2 separate regions of the Homo sapiens genome follow, and region 1 is linked to region 2. Evidence: read pairs that join two places in POLR2A ChIA-PET (ENCODE). Cell type or tissue: Caco-2. All regions are shown on one strand. Links, peaks and the distances in the headings refer to the core of each region. The heading gives the core; the rest is flanking DNA.

Region 1 (11,878 bases), core at 4,318-9,317, 640 kb before region 2:
GAGGCAGGAGAATCACTGGAGCCCAGGAGGTTGAAGGAGGTTGAAGCTACAGTGAGCTATAATCATGCCACTGTACTCCAGTGGAGACTTTGTCTCAAAAAAAATAAATAAATAAAAATAAAAATAAGGCCAGGCACAGTGGCTCACGCCTGTGATCCCAGCACTTTGAGAACTCTAGGCAGGTGGATCACGAGGTCAGGAGCAGCCTGGCCAACGTGGTGAAACCCTGTCTCTACTAAAAATACAAAAAAAATTAGCCGGGTGTGGTGGCAGTTGCTTGTAGTCTCAGCTACTCAGGAGGCTGAGGCAGGAGAATCGCTTGAACCCAGGAGACAGAGGTTGCAGGGAGCCGAGCTCACACCACTACACTAGAGCCTGGGTGACACAGCGAGAAGAAAATTCCTGACAAAATGCTTAAAATAAATCATCAGTGGATGAAACTTGTTTTAAGAAGCTGGTGCTCCCCCCACCATCCCACCTGGTACCCCAGTTGCCAGCCAAGAATTGTGTTACCTTTACCCTGACTATCGTCTTTCTGGATCCAATCTCAGATCTAATGGTTAGATAATTATTCTCTTCTCCTATAAAATGTCCCTATTAGAGTGAATCTTAATTGGCCAACAAGAGACCTTTTTTCCTTGCATGTAAGATTGTAATAAAATGTTCACTCATGCTCATAGCTATGTTGTCCAAAAAGTTTTCTTTAACACACCAAGAACTAATACTTCAGGTTTGTAGGAATGGAAAGGAAGGACACCAAAGTAGCTCACTATGTTCGATTGTGGATGGTGCCATTCCTTCCTTTACACCTTGATTTTTGGACCTCATGTATTCTGGGTTATGGACAAAATCACTGATTGAGAACATAGACCACATCTAAGAGGACAGCCATTGTCTTTTCAAGGTATGGTCCTGAAGGGGCCCCATCTCTGTAGTTTCAATGGGGCCATTCTACAATTCTAGATGGCCATCTGCTTTTAAGTAATGGGGAAAACAAAAATCCCACCAAGCAGGAATTCCCTGTACTTCTTCAGTGTCATGATGGAACATTGTGGAACATTGTCTGCCAAGCCCTTCTGACACTTCATCTGACTTTTTTATTTTTATTTATTTATTTATTTATTTTTATTTTTTTGAGACAGAGCCTCGTACTGTCACACGGGCTGGAGAGCAGTGGCACAATCTCGGCTCACTGCAACCTCTGCCTCCAGGGTTCAAGTGATTCTCCTGCCTCAGCCTCCCAAGTAGCTGGGATTACAGGCGCCCACCACCATGCCCAACTAATTTTTTGTGTTTTTAGTAGAGACGGGGTTTCACCATGTTGGCCCTGCAGTCTCACACTCGTGACCTTGTGATTCGCTCGCCTCGGCCTCCCAAAGTGCTGGGATTACAGGTGTGAGCCACCGTGCCCTGCCTGTTTAGTTAGTTTTTGAGACAGAGTCTCGCTGTGTCTCCCAGGCTGGAGTGCAGTGTCGTAATCTTGGCTCACTGCAACCTCTGCCTCCCAGATTCAAGCAATTTTCCTGCCTCAGCCTTCCGAGTAGCTGGGACTACACGCGCACGCCACCACACCTGTCTAATTTTTTGTATTTTAGTAGAGATGGGGTTTCACCGTGTTGTCCAGGCTGGTCGAGAACTCCTGACCTCAGGTTATATCCACCTGCCTGGACCTCCCAAAGTGCTGGGATTACAGGTGTGACCCACCGTGCCCTGCCAAGTTTTTTAGTTTTTGAGACAGAGTCTCGCTCTGTCTCCCAGGCTGGAGTGCAGTGGTGCAATCTCGGCTCACTGCAACCTCCGCCTCCCAGGTTCAAGCGATTCTGCTGTCTCAGCCTCCGGAGTAGCTGGGATTACAGGCATGCACAATGCCTAGCTAATTTTTTTTTTTTTTTTTGAGACCGAGTTTCACTCTTGTTGCCCAGGCTGGACAATCTCGGCTCACCACAACCTCCGCCCCCCAGGTTCAAGCGATTTTCCTGCCTCAGCCTCCTGAGTAGCTGGGACTACAGGTACGTGCCACCACGCCCAGCTGATTTTTGTCTTTTTGGTAGAGACAGGGTTTCACCATGTTGGCCAGGATGGTCTTCATTTCTTGACCTTGTGATCCGCCAGCCTCGGCCTCCCAAAGTACTGGGATTACAGGCGTGAGTCACTGCGCCCCGCCAATCTCGGCTCACTGCAAGCTCCGCCTCCCGGGTTCACGCCGTTCTCCTGCTTCAGCCTCCCGAGTAGCTCGGACTACAGGTGCCCATCACCATGCCCGGCTAATTTTTTGTATTTTTAGTAGAGGCGGGGTTTCACTGTATTAGCCAGGACAGTCTCGATCTCCTGACCTCACGATCCGCCCGCCTCTGCCTCCCAAAGTGTTGGGATTACAGGCGTGAGCCACTGCGCCCGGCCAAATTTTTTGTATTTTTAGTAGAGATGGGGTTTCACCATGTTGGCCAGGCTGGTCTTGAATTCCCGACCTCAAGTGACCCGCCCCGCCTCGGCCTCCCAAAGTGCTGGAATTACAGGCGTGAGCCACCGCGCCCAGCCTATTTATTTTATTTATTTTATTACTTTTTTTGAGACAGAATCTCACTCTATCGCCCAGGGTCGAGTGCAATGGTGCAATATCGGCTCACTGCAACCTCTGCATCCTGGGTTCAAGCGATTCTCCTGCCTCAGCTTTCCCAGTAGCTAGAATTACAGGCGCCTGCCACCACTCCCAGCTCATTTTTTTTTTTAATTTTTTTTATTTTTAGTAGAGCTGAGGTTTCACCATGTTGGCCAGGCTAATTTCGAACTCCTGACCTCAGGTGATCCACCCGCCTCAGCCTCCCAAAGTGCTGGGATTACAGGTGTGAGCCACTGCGCCCAGCCGGCCTATTTATTTATTTATTTTGAGACGGAGTCTTGCTTTGTCGCCCAGGCTGGAGTGCAGTGGTGCAATCTTGGCCCACTGCCACCTCTACCTCCCTGGTTCCAGCGATTATCCTGCTTCAGCCTCCCATGACTTTTTTTTGTTTTTTTAATTTTATTTTTTTCTGAGACAGAGCCTCGCTCTGTCATCCAGGCTGGAGTGCAGTGGTACAATCATGGCTCACTTATAGCCTTGACCTCCCTGGCTCAAGTGATCTTCCTACCTCAGCCCCCTAAGTAGCTGAGAATGCATACGTGGGCAACCAGACCCAGCTAATTTGTGTGTGTATGTTGTCTGGTTTTTTTTTGAAACAGGGTCTCACCATGTTGCCCAGGCTAGTCTTGAACTACTCCTGAGCTCAAGTGATCCTCCCACTTGAGCCTCACAGAGTCTTAGGATTACAGGCGTGAGCCACTGTGCCCGGCCCATTGTTTTGACTTTAGCTACTTTCTTTTTTTTTTTTTTTCTTTTGACACAGAGTCTTGCTCTTGTCGCCCAGGCTAGAATGCAATGGCACAGTCTTGGCTCACTGCAACTTCTGCCTCCCAGGTTCAAGCGATTCTGCTGCCTCAGCCTTCTTGGTAGCTAGGATTACAGGCACCTGCCACCACGTCCAGCTAATTTTTGTACTTTTAGTAGAGACAGGGTTTCACCATGTTGGCCAGGCTGGTCTCGAACTCCTGACCTCAGGTGATCGGCCCGCCTCAGCCTCCCAAAGTGCTGGGATTATAGGCGTGAGCCACTGCACCTGGCAATTTTCGCTACTTTCTGTCAATTTCCTGTTCCTTTCCCACTCCCCTACTTTTTGGATGCTCTTGTAACTATTTATTTTCTTTTTTTTTTTTTCCCAAGACTGAGTCTTGCTCTGTCGCCCAAGCTGAAGCGCAGTGGCGAGATCTCGGCTCACTGCAAGCTCTGCCTCCTGGGTTCACACCATTCTCCTGCCTCAGCCTCCCGAGTAGCTGGGACTACAGGTGCCCGCCACCACACCTGGCTAATTTTTTGTATTTTTAGTAGAGACGGGGTTTCACCGTGTTAGCCAGGATGGTCTCGATCTCCTGACCTCGTGATCCGCCCGCCTCAGCCTCCCAAAGTGCTGGGATTACAGGCGTGAGCCACCGCACCCAGCCAACTATTTATTTTCAAGCAGAGCCTTGCTCTGTGCCCCAGGCTATCATGCAGTGGCACTATCATAGCTCACTGCAACCTTGACCTCCTGTGCTCAAACAGTCCTTCTGCCTCAGTCTCCTGAGTAGCTGGGACTACAGGTGTGCACCACCATGGTAATTTTTTTGTGTTGTCGTAGGGATGAGGTCTCCCTATATTGCCCAGGTTGGTCTCAAACACCTGACCTCAAGCAATCCTCCCACTTCAATCTCCCAAAGTGTTGGGATTACAGGTGTGAGCCACTGCACCCAGTTAACTTACTATTTAGCTGTTGATTAGTGTCTAGACTCAGTAAAGTTAGATAATAATTTGTGTAAGAATCTCCTTTGTAATAACTGGTCTGGCATCACAGACAAGCCTGAAAGAAATTTGCCAGTTTTGTATCCAATTTCCCAACATAATTGCAACATCCTTCCAGCCCCCCCACCCCCCAGAATATCCACTGCTCCTTCTTTCAGCCATCTCTATTTTTCTGCTGCTTTCATCATTAATGAGTTCAATAACACCTTTGACATCTGCTCACCCTGTTTTTGTATGAGTCATGTTTGTTTGTTCTTTGAGACAGGGTCTCATTCTGTCACCCAGGCTGGAGGACAGTGGCACAATCATGGCTCACTGCATCATGGACCTCCTAGGCTCAAGCAGTCCTCCTGCCTCAGCCTCATGAGTAGCTGAGACCACAGGTCGTGCCACCACACCCAGCTGTTTTTGAATTTTTGGTGGAGATGGAGTTTCACCATATTGCCCAGGCGGGTCTTGAACTCCTGAACTCAAGTGATCTGCCTTCCTCAGACTCGTAAAGTTCTGGGATTACTGGCATGAGCCACCACGCCCAGCCTGGGGACATTTTTTTTTTTTTTTGAGACAGCGTCTTGCTCTGTCGCCCAGGCTGGAGTGCAGTGGTGGGATCTCGGTTCACTGCAAGCTCCGCCTCCCGGGTTCATGCCGTTCTCCTGCCTCAGCCTCCCGAGTAGCTGGGAATACAGGCGCCCGCCACCACACCCGGCTAATTTTTTTTTTGTATTTTTAGTGGAGACGGGGTTTCACCGTGTTAGCCAGGATGGTCTCGATCTCCTCTCCTCGTGATCTGCCCGCCTCGGCCTCCCAAAGTGCTGGGATTACAGGCGTGAGACACTGCGCCTGGCCTTTTTTTTTTTTTTTTTTTTGAGACAGAGTCTCGCCCTGTTGCCCAGGCTGGAGTGCAGTGGTGGGATCTCGGCTCACTGCAACCTCCACCTCCCGGGTCCAAGCGATTCTCCTGCCTCAGCTTCCTGAGTAGCTGGGATTACAGGTGCCCACCGCCACGCCTGGCTAACTTTTGTAATTTAAGTAGAGACGGGGTTTCACCATCTTGGCCAGGATGGTCTCAATTTCCTGACCTCCTGATCTGCCTGCCTCGGCCTCCCAAAGTGTTGGGATTACAGGCATGAGCCACTGTGCCTGACCAGGGACACATTTTAAAAGTTAAAAACATGACTCTTAGCCAGGTGCGATGGCTCATGCCTGTAATCCCAGCTACTTGGGAGGCTGAGGCACCAGAATCACTTGAACCCAGGAAGTGGAGGTTGCAGTGAGCCGAAATAGTACCACTGCACTCCAGCCTGAGTGACAGAGCAAGACTCTGTCTCAAAAAAACAGAAAATGTATACGTGTGTGTGTGTGTGTATATATATACACACACACACACACACACACACACATATCCCTGTTTTATTTCATTTTTATTATGGGGTTTTTGTTGTTTTCTGTTTTTGTTTTTGTTTTTGTTTTTGTTTTGAGACAGTCTTGCTCTGTGGCCCAGGCTGGATCGGCTCACTGCAACCTCCACATCCCACTTCCAAGTGATTCTCCTACCTCAACCTCCTGAGTAACTGGGACTATAGGTGCCCACTGCCACACCTGGCTAATTTTTGTATTTCTAGTAGACAGGGTTTCAACATGTTGGCCAGGCTGGTCTGGAACTCCTGACCTCAGGTAATCCGCCCACCTCAGCCTCGGGCTATTTTTTATTGAAGAATAACATACGTACAGAAAAAGCATATAATCACAGGTACGCAGCTTGACACATTTACGCAAAGTGAATATTCTATGTAACCAGCAGCTAAATCAAGAAACAGAAAATTATAAGCAGAGCAGAGTCCCCGTCCTGTTCCCATGTAGTCACTGGTCCTTCTAAAGCAATCACCATTCTAACTTCTAGCTACATACATAAATATTCTCTTAATTTGTCTTAATTTTCTCATAAAAATGGAATCCATAATATGTACTCTTTTGTGTCTGGCTTCTTTCATTCCACATTATGTTTGTGGCATGTAGTTATATTTCATTCATTCTCATTTCTCTATAGTATTCCACAGTGTGACTAAACTAGGTATTACATGATTATGTGGAATGATTGGAATGCTCTGACACCGCTGCAACTTTAAATAACCACTTTGCGCTGTGTACAGTGGCTCATGCTTGTAACCCCAGCATTTTGGGAGGCCGAGGCAGAAAGATTGCTTGAGCCTAGAGGTTTGAGACCAGTAGGGCAACATAGTGAGTCCCTGTCTCTACAAAGAATAAAAAAATTAACAAACCATGGTGGCTCACGTCAGCAGTCCCAGCTACTTGGGAGGTTGAGGGAGGAGGATCACTTGAGTCCAGGAGGTGGAGGTTGCAGTGAGCTGGAAAACAAAACAAAACAAAACAAAACAAAAAACAGAAAAGAAAAGAAATAGCCCCTAAGTGGCCAGATGCGGAATCCCAGCGCTTTGGGAGGCCAAGGAGGGCGGATCATTTGAGGTCAGGAGTTCGAGACCAGCTTGACCTACATGTCAGACCCTGTCTCTACTAAAATACAAAAATTAGCTGGACGTGGTGGTGGGCACCTATAATCCCAGCTCCTCGGGAGGCTGAGGCAGGAGAATCGCTTGAATCCAGGAGGCGGAGGTTGCAGTCAGCCAAGATTGTGCCACTGCACTCTAGCCTGGGTGACACAGCCAGATTCCTTATCAAAAACAAACAAACAAACAAAAAATGCCCCTAACTGGGAACTGCTTAAATGTCCATAATAAAAGAAGACAGGGGCCAGGCACGGTGGCTGGTGGCTCATGCCTGTAATCCCAGTACTTTGGGATTCCTAGGTGGGCAGATCACTTGAGGTCAGGAGTTCGAGACCAGCCTGACCAACATGGTGAATATCCATTTCTACTAAAAATACAAAAAATTTAGCTGGGCGTCATGGGGCATGCCTGTAATCCCAGCTACTCGGGAGGCTGAGGCGTGAGAATCGCTTGAACCTGGGAGGTGGAGATTGCAGTGAGCTGAAATTGTGCCACTGCACTCCAGCCTGGGAGACAGAGTGAGACTCTGCCTTAAAAAAAAAAAAAAAAAAGAACAGTGTATTGTACTGCACGCACATATTTTGTGCATCTGCTGGGTTATAAGACCTAAATGGTAGAGTCATTTGCACCACATCCTGGACAGGCTAGAGAATCTCCTCTTGCTCTGGGCTCCACCGGCCTTACAGTTCACTTCGCTGATGAGTGAGAGCAGGTCTCCCGGCCATGATACAAGCTGCCCCCAAAATTCCAAAGGGCTTTTTCTTACCACCTTTTCCATCAAAGGATGGGGGTATAGGGGATGAAAGTTTCAGTAGCTTGCCCTGTGTTTAGGGAAAAAACAAAATTCTAACAAAACTCTTCTCCCGGACCTCCAAAATATCTCTGGGCTGGCAGGTCTCTGTATTTTTTTTTTTTTTATTGAACTTCCTTAAATGCACATAAGTCAGCTAATACTTCCATGGTACCTGTTTCTTTCTGCTCTTGGTACATCGATATTATTATTATTATAATTATTTAATTATTATGAAACAAGGTCTTGCTCTGTCGCCCAGGCTGGAGTACAGTGGCACAATCACAGATCACTGCAGCCTCCACCTCCTTGGCTCAAGTGATCCTCCAGCCTTAGCCTCCTAAGTAGCTGAGACCACAGGTGCACACCACCATGCCTGATAATTTTTTTTTTTTTTTTTTTTGGAGACGGAGTTGCCCTCTGTTGCCCAGGCTGGAGTGCAGTGGTGTGATCTCAGCTCACTGCAAGCTCCGCGTTCCGGGTTCACACCATTCTCCTGCCTCAGCCTCCTGAGTAGCTGGGATTACAGGCACCCGCCACCACTCCCGGCCAATTTTCTTTCTTTTTTTTTTTTTTTTGTATTTTAGTAGAGACGGGGTTTCACCATGTTAGCCAGGATGGTCTCGATCTCCTGACCTCATGATCCACCTGCCTCAGCCTCCCAAAGTGCTGGGATTACAGGTGTGAGCCACCGCGCCTGGCCCAATACCCGGCTAATTTTGTGTGTGTGTGTGACGCAGTCTCGCTCTGTCGCCCAGGCTGGAGTGCAGTGGCGCTATCTCTGCTTGCTGCAAGCTCTGCCTTCTGGCTTCATGCCATTCTCCTGCCTCAGCCTCCCGAGTAGCTGGGACTACAGGCACCCGCCACCACGCCCGGCTAATTTTTTTTTTTGTAATTTTAGTAGAGACGGGGTTTCACCGTGTTAGCCACGATGGTCTCAATCTCCTGACCTTGTGATCCGCCTGCCTCGGCTTCCCAAAGTGCTGGGATTACAGGCCTGAGCCACCGCGCCCGGCCAATTTTGTATTTTTAGTAGAGATGGGGTTTCACCATATTGTCCAGGCTGGTCTCAAACTCCTGACCTCGTGATCCGCCTGCCTCGGACTCCCAAAGTGCTGGGATTACAGGCATGAGCCACCACGCCCAGCCAGAATTTTTTCTTTTTTCTAGAGAAGGGGGTCTCCGTATGTTGCCCAGTCTGGTCTTGACCACCTGACCTTCATTGATTTTCCTACGTCGGCCTCCCAAAGTGGTGGGATTACAGGTGTGAGCCACTGCCACCGGCCAGTAATTATGCTGATGAAAGACCTGTTTTTTCTCCAGTTCCTGGGATGGCTCTAGGGAGGGTTATTTACACTGTGAGTGAGGAGGCATTCACAGAGAAGTTCCTCCAGAGTGTGGAAGAAGCACTACCATTTGGCACCAACGCCTGGAGAACAAAGGAGGAGACCATTGGCCAAAGAGAGGCATTTCCATTTTGTTGGAACCTGCTGACCACCAACCCATAGCATTTTTTCCCTTTCTTCCTTGCTAATCCAATCGCAGATTCATTGAGGAGGTGAGAGGTCCTGAGATCCAGGCTGGAAGAGGAGTGATTGGTCTACCTGGTTCTCAAGGGATAATGTTGCCCCCTAGAGGACATTTTGGAAATTATTAAGGAAAATTAACGACTGGTTTTTTGGTTGTCATCTGGTTCTCAAGGGAACAGTATTGCTTCCTTGGGAGAATTTGGAAACTTACCTTTTTTCATCGTCACAATGGTGAAGGGTTTGTTACTGGGATTAGAGGACAAGGACCAGACATGCCAAGATGTTCTACAATATAGCATTCCTAATTAATAATCACCTAATGAATAAAGCTCAGATAGCACTTAAAAAGTGGGGAAAGGACTGTTTATACTAAATTATGCTAAGCTGTAACACTGAACTATTCCAGTTCTTTTGAAATTGTTTACATAGCAAAATCATAGTTGACTCCTGGCCATTTAAGACTTATGCCACCACTCTTGGGATAGTGAAAATGTTTTGCAACTAGATTGAGGTGGTGATTGTATAATATGGTGAAAGTACTAAAAGCCACTAAATTGTGCACTTCAAAATGCTGCCTAATTTTATATTATGTGAATTTCACCTCAATAAAAATGTCTTTTTTTTTTTTTTTTTGAGAGGGAGTCTTGACCTGTTGCCAGGCTGGAGTGCAGTGGCGCAATCTCAGCTCACTGCAACCTCCACCTCTCAGGTTCAACCCATTCTCCTGCCTCAGCCTCGCAAGTAGCTGGGACTACAGGTATGCGCCACCACACCCAGCTAATTTTTTTGTATTTTTAGTAGAGACAGGGTTTCACCATGTTGACCAGCATGGTCTCAATCTCCTGACCTTGTGATCCACCTGCCTCGGCCTCCCAAAGTGCTGGGATTATAGGTGTGAGCCCCCGGGCCCAGCCAATAAAAATGTTTTTTTAAAAGGATGCATATTTCCAAACATGAGACTATACCATCACATTTAATTTTTCCCAGAAACTATAAAAAGTAGAAGTGAAGAGAGGAAAGGGAGACACTTTTAGACCTTCAATGAGTCTGCAAGTACAGGAGAAAATAATTTATGCAGCAATTAGCTTTATTTTCAGGGCTCTTTTTCTTTTCTTTTTTTTTTGTTGAGACGGAGTCTCGCTCTTTTGCCCAGGCCGGAGTGCAGTGGCGCTATCTTGGCTCAGTGCAAGCTCTGCCTCCTGGGTTCATACCATTTTCCTGCCTCAGCCTCCCGAGTAGCTGGGACTACAGGCACCCGCCACCATGCCCAGCTAATTTTTTGTATTTTTAGTAGACACGGGGTTTCACCGTGTTAGCCAGGATGGTCTCGATCTCCTGACCTCATGATCCGCCCGCCTCTGCCTCCCAAAGTGCTGGGATTACACGCGTGAGCCACCGCGCCTGGCCAACAAAGTGATCATTTTACAAGAGTTATGGCATAGTCACAGGTAAGAACCTGGGTCACTGGGTCACTCCCTAACCAATTACGAATTACTATATGCCATGGACCTTCAGGATTACTTTCTTTTTTGTTTTGTTTTTGTTTTTTTTTTTGAGACAGAGTCTCGCTCTGTCACCCAGACCGGGGTGCAGTGGCGCGATCTCAGCTCACTGCAACCTCTGCCTCCCGGATTCAAGCAATTCTCCTGCCTCAGCCTCCCGAGTAGCTGGGATTACAGGCATGTGCCACCACGCCTGGCTAATTTTTTTGTATTTTTAGTAGAGACCGGGTTTCACCATATTGGCCAGGCTGGTCTCGAACTCCTGACCTTGTGATCCACCCACCTTGACCTCCCAAAGTCCTGGGATTACAGGCGTGAGCCACCGCGCCCAGCCCAGGATTACTTTCTTTCTTTCTTTTGAGACAGAGTTTTGCTCTTGTTGCCCAGGCTGGAGTGCAATGGCACAATCTCGGATCACTGCAACCTCCACCTCTCAGGTTCAAGCGATTCTCCTGCCTCAGCCTCCCAAGTAGCTGGGATTACAGGCATGCGGCACCATGCCTAAAATTTTGTATTTTTAGTAGAGATGGGGTTTCTCCACTTTGGTCAGGATGGTCTCGAACTCCCGACCTCAGGTGATCCGCCCGCCTCGGCCTCCCAAAGTGCTGGTATTACAGGCATGAGCCACCGTGCCTGGCCTCTATTTTTCTTTCTATAATCCATGTACATTTTCCTTTAATAATATAAGGCAACTAAACAGCACTTTATTTTCAGAGGCTTATCTAAAAGATACTTGACACAGCCCTTTGCAGCTGGGTCATTCTCTGAATTCTAAATGTCGTTTCCTGCACAAAGTGGTTATTTGATCTTGTAACTGGCATTTTCCCCGGAGATTAGGAAGTGGCACACCAAAGTGCAAAAAACTTTGGAATCAGAACTTTAATTTTTAATCTTTATTTTATTTATTTATTTATTTTTGTGACAGAGTCTCGCTCTGTTGCCCAGGCTAGAGTGCAATGGCAAGATCTCCACTCACTACAAACTCCACCTCCCGGGTTCAAGTGATTCTCCGCCTTCAGCCTCCTGGGTAGCTGGGATCACAGGCGCACACCACCACACTCGGCTAATTTTTGTATTTTGAGTAGAGATGGGGTTTCACCATGTTGGCCAGGCTGGTCTCTAACTCCTGACCTCAGGTGATCCTCCCGTCCATGCCTCCC
Region 2 (11,878 bases), core at 3,717-8,716:
GAGCAGTAGGGAGAGGTAAAAATGAGGCCGGGCATAGTGGCTCACACTTGTAATCCCAGCACTTTGGGAGGTGGAGGTGGGTGGATCACCTGAGGTCAGGAGTTCGAGACCAGCCTGGCCAACATGGCGAAACTCCATCTCTCCTAAAAAATATAAAAATTAGCTGGGTATGGTGGCACGCACCTATAGTCCCAGCTACTTGGGAGGCTGAGGCAGGAGAATCACTTGAACCTGGGAGGCGGAGGTTGCAGTGAGCTGAGACCGCACCACTGCACTCCAGCCTGGGCAACAAGAGTGAAACTCCATCTCAGGAAAAAAAGAAAAAAAAAAACACCATCTATCAAGGAGGCCAGCCTCTGACCCAGTGACTCTGCCAGGGGTGACTGAAGGAAACTGCTGGAAATGGGGAGGAAGCTCTTAATGCCCGGACACGGCGATTGGAGCGTCGGGCACATTCCTGGATACCCAGGGGTGAGGGTGGTCACAGCCACTCAAGGACAAACTCTGTGGCCTGGACACTTAGTGTCCTCAGGAAGTCCTTGGTATTTAATTGCCTGGGAAAATGTGTCTGTTTCCGTGTGTGAAATGGGGGGTCCACAGCAAAGGGGTTTGTGGGTGTTTGCACAGAAATGACATTTCACATCCGAATTTTATGTCAGAAGCCTAAAAGTACAGAATTCAGCTGGGCGCAGTGGCTCACGCCTGTAATCTTGTCACTTTGGGAGGCCCAGGCAGGAGGATTGCTTGAGGCCAGGAATTGGAGACCACCCTGGGCAACACAGCGATACTCCATCTCTAGAAAAACATTTTTTAGGCCGGTGCAGTGGCACTTGTAATCCTAGCACTTTAGGAGGTTGAGGTGGGTGGATTGCTTGAGTCCAGGAGTTCAAGACCAGCCTGGGCACCATGGCAAAATCCCACTGGTTTCTACAAAAGATGGAAAAAATTAGCCAGGTATGGTGGTGTGTGCCATGTAGTCCCAGCTACTCAGGTGGCTGAGGTGGGATGATCAGCTGAGCTTTGGAGGTTGAGGTTGCAGGGAGCCAAAATCTACTGCCTTTCAGCCTGGGTGACACAGTGAGACCCTGTCTCAAAAAAAAAAAAGTTTTAAATTATTTAGTCATGGTGTTGTGCTCCTGTAGTCCTTGCTACTCGGGAGGCTGAGGCTGGAGCCCAGGAGGTGGAGGCTGCAGCATAGTATAATGATGCCACTGTGCTCCATCCTGGGTGACAGCGAGACTAAAACAAAATACAGAACTCTGGCTAACAATTTACAAGCCGAATTTCACTAATGTCTGCAGTTTCCTTTGAAAAATGTAAAACAGGCCTGGCGCGGTGGCTCATGCCTGTAATCCCAGCACTTTGGGAGGCAGGCGGATCACCTGAGGGTCAGGAGTTTGAGACCAGCCTGGCCAACATGGTGAAACCCCATCTCTACTAAAAATAGCAAAAGTTAGCTGGGTGTAGTGGCAGGGCGTCTGTAATCCCGGCTAGGCTACTTGGGAGGCTGAGGCAGGAGAATTACTTGAACCCCGGAGGCGGAGGTTGCAGTGAGCTGAGATCACGCCATTATACTCCAGCCTGGGCAACAAGAGTGAAACTCTGTCTCAAAAAAAGAAAAAGAAAAAAAAAACGTAAAACAAGGTGGATTAATGAACAGATGCCCCATAAAACAAAAGCACTGAAATGTTAAGGGCAGAATCTAGGTGGTGGGGTATGGGGGTATGCACAGAAAAATTCCCTTGACTTTAACTGAAAGTGTCCTAATAGGGAAATGGCACATTGGGGTTTCGGGGCCATGTAATGGCACAGGTTTCTATCATGGCCCTGCACCTGCTTTTGAGTCTGTAACTTGGTATTATTTTTCCTAAAGCGGGTCCTCCAGATTATAAAAGCCTCAGGCATCAGCCAGGTACAGTGACTCACGCCTGTAATCCCAGCATTTTGGGAGGCTGAGGTGGGTGGCTCACCTGAGGTCAGGAATTCGAGACCAGCCTGGACAACATGGTGAAACCCCATCTCTACTAAAAACACAAAAATTACCCAGGCGTGGTGGCAGGTGCCTGTAATCCCAGCTACTCAGGAGGCTGAGGCAGGAGAATGGCTTGAACCCAGGAGGCGGAGATTGCAGTGAGCCGAGATCATACCATTGCACTCCAGCCTGGGCAACAGAGTGACACTCCATCTCAAAAACAAGACAAAACAAAACAAAAAGCTTGTGGCATGGGTATGACTTTGCTTTTTAGAAGGATGGAGACCAGACGAATGTAGTGGCTTGCTCCTGTCATCCCAGCCCTTCAGGAGGCTGAGTTGGGAGGATTGCTTGAGGCCAGGAGTGAGACCAGCCTGGGCAACATAGCAAGACCCCATCTCTAAAAGAAAAAAAAAATGAGCTGGGCATAATGGCATGTGCCCATAGTCTCAGCTACTCAGGAGGCTGAGGTGGGAGGATCTCTTGAGTCCAGGAGTTTGAGGCTGCAGTAAACGGTGATCGTGCCACTACACTCTAGCCTGGGCAACAGAGTGAGACCCTGTCTATTTTTTTTCCTTTTTGAGTCTCGCTCTGTCACCCAGGCTGGAGTGCAATGATGCGATCCTGGCTCACTGTAATCTCCGCCACCCTGTCTCTTTAAAAAACAAAAACAAAAACAAAAACAAACCATGGAGACCATCTGTAGGCAGCAGTATGGGGTTGTGAAGAGCATGGTGGAGTCCGTGTCCTGATTTCAGACCCGCTCTGTTACATACTGGCTGTGTGATGTTGTGCAGGTTACTCAACCTCTCTGTGCCTCAGTGTCATATCTGTAAAATGGACATAACAATAGTGCTTATCTTGCTGTGGGTTATTACAAGGATGAGTGAGTCTGCACGGAAAGCGATCGGAACAGGCCCTGGCACAGGGGAAGCTCTAGGTGAGCATTTGCTGTTATAACAATGTTAGGGTAGGGGAAGATGATTTTAAAAAGATGCAGAAACTTGCAATTTGTGCCAGAGGCTCCTCCCAAATGCTCTGACCCTTTGACGCAGTGATTGCACGCTTGGGAACGTGGCCTACAGAAACAGCCGGAAGTTGGGGAAGAGCATTTTGCACAGGCCGGTCCTTGAGAACGTTCTGCAGAATGGGAGGAAACGTGGTCATGGACATGGGGCGGGCCCTGGCCACATGGACGCCACCTCTGTGGCCATTAACTGAGGGGTCGGAAGTGCCTGCAGCCACTGGGAGGTGTTTGTGTTTGGATACTTTGTGGGAAAAAGCAAACAGGATCTGCTGCCGTCCACACTGGCGTTCATCAGACAAACCCCCATGCCAAAAGTCTCTTGAGTGGGAGGATTTCAGAGGACTCCTTCTTACTCTTTTTTCCAGCATTTCCAATTTTTTTTTTTTTTTTTGAGAAAGGGTCTCATTCTGGAGCACAGTGGCTCTGTCTCAGCTCACTGCAGCCTCAACCTCCTGGGCTTAAGTGATCCCCTAAACTCAGCCTCCTGAGTAGCTGAGACTTACAGGCCCACGCCACCATGCCTGGCTAATTTTTTTCTTTTTGTATTTTTAGTAGAGACAGGGTTTTGCCATGTTGCCCAGGCTGGTCTCAAACTCCTGACCCCAAGTGATCCACCCACCTCGGCCTCCCAAAGTGCTGGGATTACAGATGTGAGCCATTGAGCCAGGCCCCAAATTTTCTGTAATGGAGCAAACTTGAAAAAAAAGGAATCGACAGGATTCTTCCTTTGTTTTTGTTTTTGAGATAGAATCTTGCTCTGTCCCCCAGGCTGGAGTGCAGTGGCACCATCTCGGCTCACTGCAACCTCTGCCTCCCGGGTTCAAGCGATTCTCCTGCCTTAGCCTCCCGAGTAGCTGGGATTATAGGCATGTGTCACCACGCCTGGCTAATTTTTGTCTTTTTGGTAAAGACTGGGTTTTGCCATGTTGGCCAGGCTGTTCTCGAACTCCTGACCTCAGGTGATCTACCCGCCTCGGCCTCCCAGAGTGCTGGGATTACAGGTGTGAGCCACCACGCCCTGCCTGGCGGATTTTTATTTTCTTCCTTAGATCTGCTTTTCTGTGTCCTCTCCACGTGCTCCCACGCTCTTCGTGGTGGTGGGTGCTGGGTGGGCAGGGCTGACCTCCCTCCATCCTTTCATCAGAGGTTAGAAGCAACATCTGTATTTCCCAGACACCTCAGCAGCTGGGATTCTGGATGAGAATTCGGTGCCAACAATTAGAGACACCCTGTGAGGCGTGGACGGCAGGAGTGATCCCGGAATTGCAGCTGGACCTGGCGTCCTTGAACCGAGCAGTTCCAGCAGCGGAACTGGAGACAGCAGTGCCCCTGCTGGGTCAGTTCAGTGCTGTCCTGGGTGTCATTTCTGAGGGCTTGGCCTAGAGCTGCTGCTTCCGCTTCCCATGATTTTTTTTTTTTTTGAGACGGAGTCTTGCTCTGTCACCCAGGCTGGAGTGCAGTGGCGTGATCTCAGCTCACTGCAAGCTCTGCTTCCCTGGTTCACGCCATTCTGCCTCAGCCTCCCGAGTAGCTGGGACCACAGGCGCCCGCCACCGTGCCCGGCTAATTTTTTCAATTTTTTTTAGTAGAGACAGGGTTTTACTGTGTTAGCCAGGATGGTCTCGATTTCCTGACCTCGTGATCCGCCCGCCTCGGCCTCCCAAAATGCTGGGATTACAGGTGTGAGCCACCGCGCCCGGCCAGCTTCCCATGATTTTGTAAGCACTCAATTCCCTGTAAGATACCTGGAGTGGTTTCTATTTAGGTGCTAGAGACAATCATGCATTACAGTTTTTTTTTTTTTTTTTTTTTTTTTTTTTTTTGGAGACAGGGTCTTGCTCTGTTGCCCAGGCTGGAGTGCAGTGGTGCGATCATGGTTCACTGCAAGCTCCACCTCCCCAGGCTCTGGTGATCCCCCCACCTCAGCCCCCCAAGTAGCTGGGACCACAGGTGCATGCCATTATGCCTGGCTAATTTTTGTTATTTTAGTGGAGATGGGGTCTCCCCATGTTGCCCAGGCTGGTCTCAAACTCCTAGACTCAAGTGATCCTCTTGCCTCAGCCTCCCAAGGACCGAATTAAAGGCATGAGCCATCTTGCTCAGACTCCTGTCTCTATTTTTTTTTTTTTTTTAAAAAAAGGCTGGGCGTGGTGGCTCACGCTCACGCCTGTAATCCCAGCACTTTGGGAGGCTGAGGGGGGTGGATCACTTGAGGTCAGAGGACTCCTGGCCAACATGGTGAAACCCTGCCTCTATTAAAAATACAAAAATTAGCTGGACGTGGTGGTGGGCGCCCGTAATCCCAGCTGCTCAGGAGGCTGAGGCAGGAGAATCACTTGAACGCGGGAGGCAGAGGTTGCAGTGAGCTGAGATCCCACCACTGCACTCCAGCCTGGGGGACAGAGCGAGACTCTGTCTCAAAAAAGAAAAAAGAAAAAAAAAAATCCATGTTAATGGGTAGACACAACTCAAGTGAGAGTAGGTTTTGGGGCAGAGAAATTCAGATGAGGCTTTGGCTGGATTAGGCCTGAGCTTCCCGTTTGGCTTGTGAACGGCGATGTTGCTGAGCTGGCGGACACAGGAACCAGAGCTCTGGGGACCTGGCAGGGAGAGATGTGTGGTCAGCGTGTGGGTTTGTGGCATTTGAGGCAGTGGGACTGGGTAGGAGTTGCACGTAGACCAAAGGTGACAGGTGAAAGGCAGGGAGGTCTGGGGGAAGGAGAAAAAGGTGGGGGGTGGGGACCAGCACAGGGCACTGAGCAGAGGTGGCGGGGAGGGTGTGGGAGAGAATCGGGGCTGCGGATGAGCTACTCCCCAGCCTGCCCACACAAGGCTGGAAGGCACCCTAGGAGGGTCAGCCAGGAGGCCGGGGCAGGGTATCCATTGCTGAGAACTGCCCGGGGAGGGGGTGTTCAGGGCTGGGAGCAACCTCATAGCACCACCATGGTCCTGCGTGATCAATAATGCCCCCACTCCCTGATCCTGTGTGACCATCAAATGCAGGGCCGCCCAAGTTCAAGGAGAATCTGGACGTGGGAGACAGTGGCCGCCAGGAGGCGCCTTGAGCCTGTGCCAGGAACCAGACAGTCTGGGAGGTCCCAAGCGGCCCTAGCTCTCCTGTCACTCCTGCTCAGGATCCCTCAAGGGGTCACACTGCAGCAGGCAGGGTGACAGCTAGACCCTGGGAGGGCCAGCGGGTTAGTGCTGCTTTCTGAATGGGCAGGAGCAGGTCCATGGAGACCGCTTCCTAGGTCTGTCCAGGGGGCCTTCTGGAGGTCTAGGGGCTGTGGCTTGGGGGTCAGTTGGTGAGACTTGAGTGGCTCACACTGGTTACAAAGGCCTCCACACTGGCCCTGACCGGGACTGCGGCCCACTGGAGTTGGGGAGCGGGAGCCAGCAGGGGTTCCTGACCTGGAGAGTGGGAGACGGGGGGTTTAAGGTAGAGGGTGAGCAGGAGGGAAGGGTGTGGATTCTGGCAGTGGGCCTGGAGGCGGACAGGGGTCCCTGGCCATTAGGGCCATGTGTCTGCCATGGTGGGGGCAGGGCGAGAAGTTGCTGAGACAGATCTGTCAAACCCTTGCCGCTTTTCAGTGAGCAAGGGTGTCAGGCTTCACCCCTAACAACCACCCACCTGTCTTTTCTCCCATTGCCAGTCTGGGACCTTACCTAGAACCCCTAGGGGCTGAAGGAATGTTTCCCCCTCCAGGGACAGAATTTCAGGGTGTCACATACCCAAAGCTGTGGTGGTCTAGGATTCCACATAGAGGTTCTGGGCTTCCAGTCCTGTGAGTCACCAGAGGTAGTAGGGAACCTAAGGAAGGAGAGACGAGAGATAGAGGGAGACAGACTCAGGGAGATGACGTCAGAACATCTGGATCCAGCTGTGCCTGAAGCCCTCCCTTAGGCTTTTCCATTACACGAGCGAAGTGCTTAAGCCAGTCACAACTCGGCTTCAGACACTTATGAGCAGAACTTACCTGAAACATGCCCTGATGTCCCCTCCCCCATCTCAGCTGCTTTCCCCAGGCTTCGCTTCTGCCCCTGTCACTGGCGGGAGTCCATCCAAACCTTGAGTCTGGCGTTCAAGTCTGGCCGCCTCACCCCTCCTCTTGTTGGCACATCAGCCTTGGGCCCCTCTCCCTGGCCCACTGGGTTCCTGCCCCTTTGTCCTCAAGCCCCTCTACTCCAGAAAGTCAGCCTGAATTGCACCCTTCTCCCCACCCCACCCACGTGAAGTAGAATCAAGAGCAATACCGGGCTCCCCACCTAAAAGCTGGGGGGTTGGTTTCAAGTCTTCTCAGTCCGATTATTCCCATCTGAACTCCATGAACAGGGAACTACAGCTTCTCCTCTGACATCCTAAACATCTTTAACTATTAGGGGTCATGTGAACCTTGTATGCAGAAGGTGCTTAATCAACGCCTGCTGATGCAGGTGATACAGGGCATTGGTTAGTAGCATGGACTCTGGAGCCAAGCTCCTGGAATCACATCTTGGCTCCATCCCTTACCAGCTGTGTGTCTTTGAGGAAGTTAACCTCTCTGAGCCTCAAGAGAGAGAATACTAGTGTCTATCGTTAAATGAGGTAATACCTATTACTTTATTTATGCTGTAAATGCTGACAGCAGTGCCCAGCACATTGCCAAGTGCTGTGTGATTTTTACTATATAAGGAGCTCAGAAGAAAAGGAAAGAAAAAGGACCACAATCAATTCCTTTTCTTTTTTTTTTTTTTTTTTTTTGAGACGGAGTCTTGCTCTGTCACCCAGGCTGGAGTGCAGTGGCGTGATCTCTGCTCACTGCAATCTCCACCTCCCAGGTTCAAGTGATTCTCCTGCCTCAGCCTCTGGAGTAGCTGGGATTACAGGCGCCCGCCACCACGCCTGGCTAATTTTTCTATTTTTAGTAGAGACAGGGTTTCACCCTGTTGGCCAGGCTGGTCCCAAACTCTTGGCCTCAAGTGATAGGCCCGTCTCAGCCTCCCAAAGTGCTGGGATTACAGGTGTGAACCATGGCACCTGGCCAGTAGAGTCTAGATTTAACTCCCAGTTTATAGAATATACTAGGGACAGAGGAGCATGTTAGATGACACCACAGAGTGAAACCAGTCAAATCTAGACAGTAGGAAACCCAATCAACCTGCTTTCTTCAACAAATGAATGTCATTTAAAAAGCTGAGTGATTGGCTGGGCACAGAGGCTCACGCCTGTAATCCCAGCACTTTGAGAGGCCAAGGCGGGTGGATCACGAGGTCAGGAATTCAAGACCAGCCTGGCCAATGTGGTAAAACTCTGTCTGTACTAAAAATACAAAAATTAGCCAGGTGTGGTGGCATGTGCCTGTAGTCCCAGCTATTTGGGAGGCTGAGGGAGGCTGAGGCAGAAGAATTACTTGAACCCGGGCAGCAGAGGTTGCAGTGAGCCAAGATCATGCCACTGCACTCCAGCCTGGGTGACAGAGCGAGACTCTGTCTCCAAAAAAACAACCAACCAAAAAACTGAGTGATTACTTCCACGTCAAGACACAGATATTGAGGAGGGTAGAAGGCACTGCCGTGACTAGACTGGAATCCAGGCCATCTGAAGCCCCAGGTGGGCAGAGATGCTCTGGTTACCTGGACATCCTGAATTCCAGAATTCCAGCAGGTGTCTACTTAGGGCTGCCACCTCCTTGCAGTTGATTTTTGGAGCCTCTTGTTGCCTCTGGCTTGAAGGCCCAGCTGTCTTTCTAGGTGTTTTCCCAGTGGGCATGGAGCTGCAGCGTGGCTGCTGGGAGCAGCACTATGTCTCCCTGCCCACTAGCTGGAGCTCCAGCTAGATGTGAACCACCAGGCAGGCGCAGTTGCTGCTGGTGTCCAGGGAGCATTGAACAGCAGGAGGGACTGAGGGTAGTAGGAGAGAGGAGAAAGAAGGTGGGTGTGAAGGACAGGATGTCATATCAGTGGTCTTCCTTCTGGGAGGAAACCTCACCTGGCTAGACTCCTGTCCACTCACCTACTTGCCCATCAACCCATTTATCCACCCAACTGCCCACCCATCTGTCCACTCATCCATCCATCCATTTATTCATCCATCCATCCATCCATCCACTTATTCATCCAGCCACTCATAATCCACTATTCATCCACTCATCCATTCACTAATCCACTCATCCATCCATCCATTTATTCATTCATCCATCCATCCACTCATCCATCCATCCATGGGCAACCATCATCAATGGCTGCTAAAACCATTTGGTTTAGGCCGGGCATGGTGGCTCACGCTTGTAATCCCAGCACTTTGGGAGGCTGAGGCGGGCAGATCACTTGAGGTCAGGAGTTTGAGACCAGCCTAACATGGTGAAACCCCATCTCTACTAAAAATACAAAAATTAGCCGGGCGTAGTAGCGGGCACCTGTAATCCCAGCTACTCGGGAGGCTGAGACGGGAGAATCGCTTGAACCCGGGAGGCGGAAGTTGCAGTGAGCTGAGATCACGCCATTGCACTCCAGCCTGGGCAACAGAGCGAGACTCCGTCTCAAAAAAAAAAAAAATCATTAGGTTTAGCATCCACTCATCCATCCATCCATCCATCCATCCATCCATCCATCCACCCACTCATCCATCCAATTATTCATGCACTCATCCACTTGTGCATCCGTTGATCCATCCATCAATCATCCATCCATCCATCCATCATCTATCCATCCATCCATCATCCATCCATCAATCATCCATCCATCATCCATCCATCCATCCATCCATCCATCCATCCATCATCCATCCATCCATCCATCCATCCATCCATCATCCATCCATCCACCCGCCATAGACATAATGTCAAGGGAAAGAATCCAGACATAAAGAGTACACAGTATGTGATTACGTTTATATGAAGTTTGAGAACAGGCCAAACTGATCTATGGTGAAATAAGTCAGGCCAGTGGTGACCCTTATGAGGGAATTAACTGGGAGGATGTGTGAGAAAAACTTGGGGAACTGGAAATGATCCATATCTTGATCTGGGGTGGTTAAATGATATTATACATATGGAAAATTTGCTGATCTGTACATCTGAAGATTTATGTAAAAAATATATTTTTAAAAGAAAAAAGACCTCACTGAGAAGGTGGCATTTGAGGAAGTCACCTGCACTGCAGAATGCTCCCAGACACCTGCAGATACCGTATACCTTTGTGTAGCCAGCACACAAATAACGGGATGGCTACTTTGAGTACCGTATTGACCAGAATAAATTATACCAGATTCCCGCCTCGCACCGTATGCATTTGTATTGTGGTACAATACAAATTTCAGTGTGCCTATGTTCCTGGCAAACTGAAGAGGCCTGACGGGAACTCAGTGGGTCTTTGGAAAATTCTGCACCCAGTGGAAGAAGAGCCTATAAGCCCTACTTAAAAAAAAATTTTAAATCTGAAATATGCCTTTTCCCTTTAAGGAGGTACAAAGGCTTATTTGAGCAGGAAATTAAACAGACACCCCCTCCCCACCAACATGCCTGAATTCCAAGCACCTGGTGCTGGCCCAGAGAGAGAGAGGGGAGTTATCGCAGGGAGAGTGAGATAAGAATTTCCTTGGTTGGTGCTAACAAATGACCGAGTTTGCTTTCCTGTTTCACATACGGTTTTTACATGATTTAATTGTTTTAAATGTTTGTGAACATTCAGATAAGTGCCATGTGGTTTTTTTGTTGTTGTTGTTGAGACAGAATCTCGCTCTGTCACCCGGGCTGGAGTGCAGTGGCGCGATCTCGACTCACTGAAACCTCCGCCTCTCAGGTTCAAGCAATTCTTCTGCCTCAGCCTCGCCTTGTGGTTTTATAGATGGTTTTTGTGAAAATGAATAATGTTCGAAATTGTATTCATTAATATAAGCGACTCAACAGTAAGGTTTTTTTTTTTTTTTTTTTTTTTGAGACAGAGTCTTGCTGTTGTCGCCCAGGCTGGAGTGCAGTGGCACAATCTCAGTTCACTGCAACCTCCGCCTTCGGGTTCAAGCCATTCTCGTGCCTCAGCTTCCCTAGTAGCTGGGATTACAGGCATACACCGCCACGCCTAGCTAATTTTTGTATTTTTAGTAGAGACAGGGTTTCACCATGTTGGCCAGGCTGGTCTCGAACTCCTGACCTCAGGTGATCCACCCACCTTAGTCTCCCAAAGTGCTGGGATTACAGGCCTGAACCACTGCATTCAGCCAACAGTAAACTTACTAAATATTTTCCTAAAGATGCATTTATCTGACAAGGATTTGAGTGCTTGTCACGTGCCACTCACTGTTTAGTTTCTGGGCACATACCAGGAAAGAGAACCAAAAAGAAAAACTCGAGGTGCACATTCCAGTAGGGAGAGATGGAACAGAACATGAAAAAATCATGCTTAGGCTGGGCGTGGTGGCTCATGCCTGTAATTCCAGCATTTTGGGAGGCCAGGGCTGGTGGATCACGTGAGCCCAGGAATTTCACGCTGGCCTGGGCAACATAGTGAGACTCCATCTTTGTGAAAAAAATACAAAAATTAGCCAGGCATGGTGATGTGCACCTGTAGTCTCAGCTACCTGGGAGGCTGAGTTGGAAGGATCACCTGAGCCCAGGAGGTCGAGGTTGCAGTGAGCCATGATCATGCGACTGTACTCCAGTCTGGGCAACAGAGCAAGACTCTGTCTCAAAAAAAAAAAACCAAAATCATTATTGGTAAGATACATAGAATGTCAGAGGTGACGAGGGCCATGAGGAAGAGGGGGCACAGAATGTTGGGGGAGGGGTTGCAGTTTTAAATAGGATGTCAGGGGAGGTCACAGTGAAAAGTGACATTTTGGCCAGGCATGGTGGCTCAGGCCTGTAATCCCAGCACTTGGTGGGAGGCTGAGGCGGGCAGATCAT

Evidence for each region. Peaks named below come from ENCODE experiments on the same cell type or tissue, not always from the same donor. Only the 100,000 strongest peaks of a DNase experiment are listed, where the experiment ranks them.
Region 1: POLR2A ChIA-PET joins it to region 2 with 6 read pairs; 1 of 35 experiments calls an interaction of 5 or more read pairs at or near these places.

What each region holds. Positions count from the first base shown.
Region 1 is chr19:47,116,086-47,127,963 of GRCh38, forward strand. No RefSeq gene overlaps it. Among named protein-coding and RNA genes, the nearest start is that of ZC3H4, 8.2 kb to the left of the region's middle. In Caco-2, for the core only: a CTCF peak has its summit at 9,310 (motif pointing left); DNase peaks (open chromatin) are centred at 6,547 and 9,246.
Region 2 is chr19:47,760,010-47,771,887 of GRCh38, forward strand. It overlaps NOP53-AS1 (NOP53 antisense RNA 1), which reads right to left and starts at 8,831. Exons shown (of 3, transcript NR_132382.1): 1 at 8,613-8,831; 2 at 6,732-6,810. RefSeq lists silencers at 6,143-6,437, 7,179-7,439. In Caco-2, for the core only: a CTCF peak has its summit at 6,045 (motif pointing right); DNase peaks (open chromatin) are centred at 4,308, 5,672 and 6,082.